2 separate regions of the Homo sapiens genome follow, and region 1 is linked to region 2. A link is a loop called in an ENCODE intact Hi-C map of the cell type or tissue named here. Cell type or tissue: CD4-positive, alpha-beta T cell. All regions are shown on one strand.

Evidence for each region. Peaks named below come from ENCODE experiments on the same cell type or tissue, not always from the same donor. Only the 100,000 strongest peaks of a DNase experiment are listed, where the experiment ranks them.
Region 1: a loop joins it to region 2, with 4 times the contacts of the local background. A loop is called at or near these places in 7 of 110 quality-filtered maps.

The regions. Positions count from the first base shown.
Region 1 is chr3:111,077,532-111,082,531 of GRCh38, reverse strand. The region is part of intron 1 of NECTIN3 (nectin cell adhesion molecule 3); the gene reads right to left. Among named protein-coding and RNA genes, the nearest start is that of NECTIN3, 8.2 kb to the right of the region's middle. In CD4-positive, alpha-beta T cell, a CTCF peak has its summit at 2,027 (motif pointing right); a DNase peak (open chromatin) is centred at 2,021.
Region 2 is chr3:111,976,132-111,981,131 of GRCh38, reverse strand. It overlaps PHLDB2 (pleckstrin homology like domain family B member 2), which reads right to left. Exons shown (of 18, transcript NM_001134438.2): 18 at 4,615-5,000. ABHD10 (abhydrolase domain containing 10, depalmitoylase) reads right to left here and starts at 2,106. Exons shown (of 5, transcript NM_018394.4): 1 at 1,929-2,106. The coding sequence starts at 2,070. RefSeq lists enhancers at 1,867-1,916, 1,937-1,986, 1,997-2,046, 1,905-2,464. In CD4-positive, alpha-beta T cell, no CTCF peak of the experiment used is centred here; DNase peaks (open chromatin) are centred at 1,341 and 2,161; H3K4me3 peaks cover 2,012 bases; H3K27ac peaks cover 1,148 bases.

The DNA of each region.
Region 1 (5,000 bases), 900 kb after region 2:
ATTTATCAACTAAGATTTTTCCTTGAACATTTTTCTTCTCTCTCCCTCCGATAGCTTATCCAATCAAAATACCTCAATCTAAAAAAAAATTCTGGCCCCATCCACTATTCCCTTCCCTCTCTCCACTTTTTTCTTCTCACTCTCTCTCTTCTGCCTGTGTTCCCTTTTCTCTCTGAAACAGCTCATTCAATGCAAATACCTCAATCCTGATAATTCCCAGTTTCACAACCTACCTCCTACCCCTCGTACCTCACCCTTCTAACCCCAACTCTCACAAATTTCCAGCTACAGCTCAAAAGTACACCACAAATGCATGTGAAACCTTACTGGATTGATTAATCAATCCTCTCATCATCCTTTCCTAGTTATTCCAAGTTGGTTCATATCTAACTCCTCCTTCCTTACCCACAATGATATCCAAACACCATATCATCTACTTCTCAGATCCAAGCCTCCCTTCAAATCCCTTTGCAAAACTGTCATTTATCTCTGTAATCCTCTTTCCATGGAATATCACAATGGTTGTCACCTTCACTTGTCTGTCATAGCTCCAATATATTTTTTACATTTCTGCCAGAGCTATACAATCTATCAAGTCATGGATGGACTCCACAGTTGCCTGCCTTCAAAAGCTCCTCAGTGGCTACCACAGTCTAATCGCCTCAGCAAAGTATTTAAAAATCCACGACTTCCCTCCATAAAGTTCATGCTTGAGTCACATGAGAACACTAATTCCTTCTAGAGTCCTCATCTCAGTGGTCTTTAAGTTGGAACACCCTCTTTTTCACTGACTTTCCCTCACAAACAGAAATCTAAGCTATTCCTTCAAGATTCAGCTAGAAAATTAGCTCCTCTAAGTCTTCTTCCACCCCTAGTTAAATTGGTCCTCTTTCTATAATCCGACAATACTTTGTTAAATTTCTCACATAAGACAAGTCATTTTTGTTCACTGTATTGTTTGTTGTATTTACATAGCACTTTATTGCAATTTAATTTCATAGCAATTCTGTGAAGAAAGTATTATTTAGCCAATTTAACAGGGGAGGAAACAGGGAGAGAAGTAACTGGGTTAATACACACACACACATACACAGAGAAAGACATCTTTCATTCCAATCTCCTGACAATTAAGTTTTACATTTCTTAAGGGCAAAGACTCCAAGGAGCCTAGAAGAGTCCTTTCTACATAACAGATGCTTTGTAGGGTTGTGGTTTTTCTTGTTGTTTTGTTTTGTCTTTTGTTTTTATGGTGAAACAGAGTCTTGCCCTGTTGTCCAGGATGGAATGCAGAGGCAAAATCTTAGCTCACTACAGCCTCAGCCTTCCGGGCTCAAGCAATCCTCCCACCTTACCCTCCTGAGTAGTTGCTACTACAGGTGGACTCCACCATGCCTGGCTTATTTATTTATTTATTTATTGGCAGAGACGAGGTCTCACTATGTTGCCCAGGCTGGTCTCAAAGAATTGGGCTCAAACAATCCTCCTGCCTTAGCCTCTCAGGGATTACAGACGTGAGCCACTGCACCCAGCCTGCTTTGTGTTTTAAATATGTTTAAAACCACCCTGTTTTATCTGTCTAAACTCTTGAAGACATAGCTCAAAAGTCTCATTTTTAACTCTTCCAGCCCTTACTAATATTTCTGTAAACTATATCATATCACTTGGCATGTTGTTACAAATGTCATTTGATATATAAGCATGCCATTAATCGTATTAATGAGTTCATAAGCTTTAGAGGGCCAACATGCCTCATTCCACCGTGGTATCCTTTATACTCCCTAGCACATGGTTGTTGCTCAATAGTCCCCAATTTATCCCTTGTTCAAATCTCTAAGTCCTTTTTTTTTTTTTTTGCATGACATATATAGATTAACTGTGACTAAACTTTACTTCTGTAACAGTAAATATTACTTAACCCATTCCTGAAATATAAAGCTCATACACAGGTCAGGGAAAAAGTATTCTAAGTATCTGAATGGAGAAAAATCTAGAGTGACTATTTTAGATGACTGTAGAGGGCAGCAAAGCAACAGTAGTATCCTCAAAGAAAAACATGTATTTTTCTTAGGGAACTTCAAATTTGTTTTATATTTCAAGAGATGCTGTCAGGATTAAAGCTTTTGAAGGAAAAGGGGCTTTGGGGCATGCCAAATACAAATTTCACCAGCTACTTATATATTTAAACATTTTTACTATTAACTATAAATATAAAGAAAATATATCAATGCCCAGATCCTTTTACATGAAAAACAAGCTTGATAAACAATGCAGTTTCAAAATAGCCAACATAATTGCTGAGTACTTTAAGAATCCCGAAGTTGAAAATCTTTCCTCATTGAAAACGGCAAACATAATTTCTTAATTTTATTTTCTTAAATACAGAAAAGAATGTCAATAATCTAGATAGTCTTATTTCCTGCTAATTAGTATTACTAATTATAAACTTGATATGCCTTTTTGTTATTCAAAATCAGTCAACTGTAGGGTCTATACCAGTTTAAAAGAAAAAAATTATAAATCCTTTGGCACTGTACTAGTATACAACAATAAACAATGCAACACCTTGAAAAAGAACAGAAATTCCCTTACTGTTATTTCAATATTGAAGTTCACTCTGCTTTTAATATGAACTAGGCAGAAAAACTGCATCAAGATAATCATATAACCTCAGAAGTGTTTATAGGAATGGGGAAGCTACTATATAAGTTGACATTAAATACAACTGTATTATTTGCATGTTTCTCAAAGATTGTGTTGGCAGTAATTTTTTACTTCCTTTAAATTTAACAAGCAGAAATGCAGAGTTTTAGAGTGACTGCAGTAGCCATTAACATAAGCAGGCTTATGATTAAGTGAGAAATGCTGCTATCATGTTTTAGTCCTGTGCCCTTAAAGAGAAGTATAGAACTGTTAGCTATATGCCTTCTTCCACTTGATTCTCTTCCAAAAAATTAAAGGAATGGAGAAGGACTTTTTTATTTTGCATTTAAAATAAAGTAGGTATGGTATCTCTAAGCAGGTTTTAAAAACTAGGCAGTTTATTGTCAGGCTTAGTATTAAATTAAATGTATAGCCATGAATGATTATCTCTAAATCAAATTAGTAGGGAATCTGAGTCTATAATGAAAGGACATTTAAACATTTTTACTATTAACTACAAATATAATGAAAATATATCAATGCCCAGATCCTTTTACATGAAAAACAAGCTTGATAAACAATGCACAGTTTCAAAATAGCCACCATAATTGCTGAGTACTTTAAGAATCTAGCTACAACTAAATTAGAAATTTTATTAATAATCTTCAAAACTAGGGCCTAAGATTTTCAGTAATAGCAATCATGTCTATCATGAATAATTCACAGTTACTATATTAAACTGATTTTACTACAGTTTACCAATACTAGCATTTCATTAATATTTTTTTCTTCTGAATTGAAGCAACAGAAGAGTCAAGCACACTCCTGACATTATATATAATGTTCTCAGACACTTAGTTGGAGTCCTAGCCCTGCACAGTTTCACATTAGCATACTTCCATTACAAAATAGACTATCTTAAATTTACCCACTTCATTCATAAAACTCAGTTCCAGAGTCAGATGTGTCATACATGAAGTACGATACATCTCACAGAAGCAGCTTAAGCTAGACAGGTAAATAATATACAGCTGATTTTGAAATAACAAAGCAGAAGACTACTATTCTCATAGAAAGTCAATTCTGCAAACATCTCAAATTCAAAATGGGTGAGGCAATGGGAAATAGAACTGAAGAGAGGAAAAATAATTTTTTAAAAAGGAAAAATCAGTGGAGAACTATCTCAAGTAATATCTTTAAGTCTACCAACCTTTTCTAATCATCAAGAGTACAAATCTCTTTAAGAATATATTCCTATAGTGTATTCTGCATAACATAGCTTCTGCAACATAATATATATTACACCAAAGAATTTGTTTAGTTTGTTAAATGGGATATTTTACTGAAGAATTTCTTAGACCATTAATAAACTAATTCACATTGTTAACTTTCCATGAGGGGGTATATCATTAGCTTTTCCTATTCCCAAATGTATTAAAACATGGTACTTTTTCTTCCAAAAACCTACCTTCTGAGACTAGTGTTTCACAGAAACACTTTAACAAAGACTGTTTTAAGCCTGAAAGCATGAAAAAAATGAAAACAGAATTGCATGCTCACTGTATGCAAGAAGTGGTGAGGGAAGCCTTCCTGGAGAAAGTCAATCTTAAACCAAGCCCTTCAGAATTTGATTAGGTAGGAAGAGCAATGTCATTCTAGGCCTTATGGGTAAAGACCACAAAAGGGCATAACCCACTTTAGAGACAATTAAAGGTTCAGACTTGAACTATCCAAACTGGTAGCCACCAGGAACATCACACTTGAATACAAAGTGCATTAAATGTGGCTAGTCCAAATTGAAATGATCTATAAGTATAATATATCTACTGGATTTCAAAACATTACTATGAAAGAAAATGTAAAATATCTCAATTTTTAATAACAATTGCATGCTGAAATGATATTTTGGTTACATTGTGTTAAATAAAATAAGATTAATTTCACCTATTTCTTCTTCACTTTTTAAATGTGGCTTCAAGAAAACTTGAAATTACATGGCTTGCATTATAGTTCTATTAAAACGTGCTGGTTTGGACTAACCTTGATTTCGCCATCAAACTCTTGAAATAAATATGAGTGCCTACTACATGCCAAGCACATGGGAATACAAATAATGAACAAAACAGTGAAGCACATTTCTTTCAGAAGATTGATAATATTTGGTCAAATCATAAATGAAAATGCTATAATAAATAGCACTTGTCAAGAGAAAAAAGAATTATCTGATGTTGTCTTTCAAAATACAAATGTCCCAACCCTTGGACTCCACACCTCACCCGTCTTACAAAAATTGTTGATCTAGTAAGTCCATAGTGGGGCCCGGCCACATTGCTTCAAAAAAGATTCCCTAGTAACTATGA
Region 2 (5,000 bases):
GGGTCTCACTATGTTGCCCAGACTGGTCTCAAACTCCCAGGCTCAAGTGACCCTCCCACCTTGGCCTCCCATTGCTGAAATTACAGGTGTGAGCCACCATGCCTGGCCTTTCATCCCCTACTTTCTTGGGGGTCAGGGAAGAAACAGGTTTGGTCTGCCCTTGCAAAATTGTTTCAAAGGAGGACGTGCTGTGCCCTTTTTATTACTGACTCCCATCCACCCGCCCACCCATCCGCCTACCTCAACCAAGAAATCATGAGCCATGGTAACAACTCATAATTTTATTGTCAGCTGAGGTGGGTTCAATGAGCAGTTTCTTTAAAAACAACATATGATAGTATCGTTTTTGGAAAGAGATTTCTTATAGACCTATGCAATCACTTTGCGTTTTGTTGGTTTGGCTTTCTGTAAATGGTACACAGAGATTTTAGTGTAATTTAAGTACAACAGTACAATTGGTGAACTTCATAAGATTATCCTACTTCATCTTTTTCAAATTTTCCCCCATTATAAAATCTATACTTGCTCTTAAGAAACAAGTAGATATTTTTTTAAAAGAGTCATTTATAATCCCACCTCTTCTTTCCAAAGACACTAGTTTTGTGTACTTCCTTAGAGTCTTTGGACTAATACATTTTCTTTTTTTATATTAAATGAAGCCGTCCTCCACTTTGAAAACTTCTCAGTCTTGAGAAGAGAATCCATGTGTGCTGCTAAAGTTTTCCCCATTTTGTAATTAAGAAGTTGATTTTTTAAAGATGTAACTGAAGGCCTTAAAGTTATCCTTTTTACATAAAAGCTTGTTTCAAAGTATAGAGAAATATGCCAAATTTAAAACTTTTGGTAAGGACCAGTTATGCTGATCCACTCATGTTCATTTCCCATCTACTCAGCTGAGCACTAAAAAAAATTCTCACTATCCTCTTCCAGAAATCACCTCTTAAAACATAATTTCCCCGAGATGATTATAATTTATTTAATGTAAGTTCTAAGTAGACAGATTCATATAATTATATTCATAAATCATCTTTGAACATAAGGATTAATTCAAAGCCTGGTGCATAAGTGCTCAATGAATAAGTGCTAACTAGATGAAATAATATTATACTCTGGTTAATGAATTGACATACTACATTTTACTAGGAGTATTTGCATGTGTAACATGCCTTTTGGTTGCGCACAATTAAATGCAAGTTAATCTGATTATAAAAGTTTAAAAACTGGATACAAAAATCTCCATACAAAAGATCTCTGCCGTGACATTAATTACCACTCCAAGCACCATGCATCATCTGACAGCTACGTGGCAATGGTGTGAACCACACACAAAGCCAAAAAAATAAAAGGATCTAATTCAAAGACTATATATACATATAAGAGGTTCTCTGATTTTTAGCCCAAATTCTAGTTTCCTTTGTGCAATAATGATTATGGTTCTTTCACTGAGTGGGTGCAGCAAGAAAGCAGAACTAGAAATTAGGCTTATGAGGGCGTCTACACTTTTACAAAGAACATGCCTCGCATTGTTAGGTTCCCTAAACTCAAAGGAGAGTCAGTCTAAGCATTTTAGGAGTCACAATCTACAAATTCCTAGAAGTAACTAATAATAATGCATTAAATGCACATTTTAATTTTTTCTAGTGTTGGCCTTTAATGCAGGGGAGGCAGGTAAGGAGCAGGAGCTCTTTAAACTGCACAGTGTAAAACGCCAGCGAGGGCCCGGGGTGCCCAGAATGCCGCAGGGCCGCGGCAGAGCTCTCCTCACAGCCTTCACCAGAAGTCTACAAAGCGCCTAGAACTGGGGTGTTGAGAAAGGGGGAGGAGCATTTTTGAACCGGGCGCCAAAGACGCACTGCACAGGCACGGTAACTGACGGAACCCGAGGCGTTCGAAAGAACGCATCCTACTCCCGCCTTTCGGACACTGACCTGGGAGCCACCGTGGCGCCCGCTGAGGTATCCGTGCAAGCAGCACGCTGAGGCCACGGTGGGGACCGAAGGGGACGGCTGCCCAGCCCCAGCTCCGACAAGGTACCCAGGCCGCCACAGCTGCCAAGCGCGCAACCGCCATCTTCGTAGTTGTCCCCGCACCCTGCAGTGTCCCACTGAGGGACACGCTACGCAACGGAACCGAGGCTGCGCATGCGCTTCAGGCTGGAAGGCGGAACTTGCTAAAGAGCTCCCCGCAAGATTTTCAGCTTGCGAAGAGCGCACATGCGCAGAGCGTCGTGGCTCTTTCGTTTAGACTGTTGGTTCTACTAGTAGCGGGGTTTGGCTTGGGGCCTTTAAGATGTTTTGAGTGGCGTCGGGAGGCTGCCCTATCAGCGGGCTGATAGATACTACAGAGCTGGAAGCTCAGAAAGGAACCCTATCCAACGGTCCTAGATGGGAAACGTCTCCTGTCGAGGACACCAGGCTTGCTGCATCACCTGCAATCCCGCCGACCGCGTGACAGTTTTAACCTGTACTGGAAATGCTCCCAAGATCTGACATTAATCTCGCCTGTATAACCTGGAATGGTATCGGACATTCCCCGCTCTAGATCTATATGCCTGATTAACGAAATACTGAATTATCTTGGCCCCCTCCTCGTGCTATATGCGAAAATAAATTTCAGTAAAAAAAGATTTCAACGGAAGAATACAACTGAGAGGATTAAATAAATTTTAGGAGAATATTATATAATCCGGGGACAGAAGGGACTTTCTTAACCAAGATTTCAAAACCCCAACATCATAAATAAAAAATATATTTGTATACGAATTTAAACTTTTTGAATGGCAAAAGACACCTCAAGTTAAGAGCTTAGAAAAATGGATTTTGTAGCATAGATACATTAATACTTCTACTCAGCCTGCTCCTATAAATAAGAAATATAATTCAAATAAAATTGGCCAACAGCTATAAATAGGCAGCCCATATAAGGAAACATGATGCTCAAACTCACTAAATGAAAAACTGGAATTAAAAAAATAATGCCTTTTTCCCCCCATTCAGTTGGCAAAAAAGAAAAATAATTGGCAAGGATGCTAGACACTAGCACTTATGTATGATTGCTAGGAAGGTGAATTACTAAAATTTGTTGTGAAGTAATATGGCCACATCTATTACAATTTTAAAATATGCATCCATTCCAGTGCCTTTTAACGCAGTGGCACCAATTTGTGATTATCCTATAGAAAAACAACACTAGTTCTTAAGACTGCATATTATCTACTACACCGTTTTTAGAGGCAAAGAGAAGGAAAAAAATGGGAATGGCTAACAATAGAAAAATAGTTGAATAAATTGTAGTACAAGGGTTTCCGGACTCCAGCTCTAAATACCTTTCAAACTAATTCCTGGGGGCCTCAAGCATCAACCATGGAGTTTTACGTAGTAGTTTCCTATTTAAAAGTTATGGTGGCTTGTGTAATACTTTGAGTATATATAAGATAGTAAAGTAACTTTTATTATCCTGGTTATAAATTTGGGGGGCAGTAATTGGTACCAGAATTAAAGGCAAAGTTTGGATATAGTGAATCCAGCATGTCTTTGGAGTCGTGAGAACCTGGACTGTTGGAACAGTCTGGAACAGTTAGATAAATAAAGACTGAATAGATCTCTTTCTTGAGAGGTGGGATGCCTCTCTCTACTAAGGACATATAGTTAAGGACAGCAACTTGATTTCAGGACATACTCCAAAAGATGCTGAGCTATGTTGCCCGTTCTCCATTAGACCTGTTGTAGACTCTAAGGGACTAAATCACTAAGGTGATGCCTGATGCATGTCATTTCATCATCCCTTATATTTCTTTTTTGGGTTTTTGTGTGTGTGTGTGTGTATGTTTTAGACTGAGTCTCGCTCTTGTCACCCAGCCTGGAGTGCAATGGGGCGATCTCAGCTCACTGCAACCTCCACCTCCTGGGTTCAAGCGATTCTCCTGCTTCAGCCTCCTGAATAGCTGGGATTACAGGCACCGACCACCATGCCTGGTTAATTTTTGTATTTTTAGTAGAGATGGGGTTTCACCATGTTGGCCAGGCTGGTCTCGAACTCCTGACTGCAGGTGATCCACCCCCCTTGGCTTCCCAAAGTGCTGGAATTACAGGTGTGAGCCACCGCACCTGGCCCATCCCTTATATCTTAACAAACACTTCTCTCTGCATGTTTTGGATAATTGCAAATATTCTCAATCACTTCTCTCCCTTTTCTTCCCCTTTATTTTTGCAAGTCTTCTTGCATTTTACTTGCAGTAAGATGAAAAATCTGACTGGTCATAGTGGGAAAATCACTGCACAGAAAAGCAGAGAAACCCATGGATTGTTTTCTGTATTCACTCTTGTTGTCTAACAAATTAGAAAAAATTATGGCCAGTAGCAAGTACAGATGCTTTTACGGACAGTGATGAGCTTGAAGTAGACAAATTTGTTTCCACTCTGGGTACCTATTGTCAATGTTGACTTCATCAATATATAAAGGGGGCAAAGGGACATACTGCTGAGGGAAGCTTCTCTCTCTGAAATCTGCTGCCTTAGTTCAGGGGGACAAATGAGATGCCCCACCAAATAAAGCTTTATATCACATTTACATGATTTTTTTTTCGTGTAAGATAAGGATAAGTAAACACACTCCTTGCAATCCCCAGCAATAAATGTATCTGTGTAAACAGACAACAATATGATGTCAGAGTTTTTCAGGGTTCATTTCATTTTGTAAGCAATAGGATGTAACCAGAGATACTTCTATTGGAATACTTCAGTTTATACACTACAAATCATAATGTTAGCACACAACAAACTTTACATAGTTTCTACAACTGTCATTTGCGATTAATTCATCCTCCATCATACTACAGATAGGTAACTTCAAAATAAGAGATGAGTTTATTTTCAAATGTGAAATCATGTCAACATTTTAATCCAAACTCAATATATTTAACACACATATTTAAGAGGCTTACTACATCATGCAATTGGATTAGAACACCTTTACAATCCTATGAAGAGAGTACAGTGCAG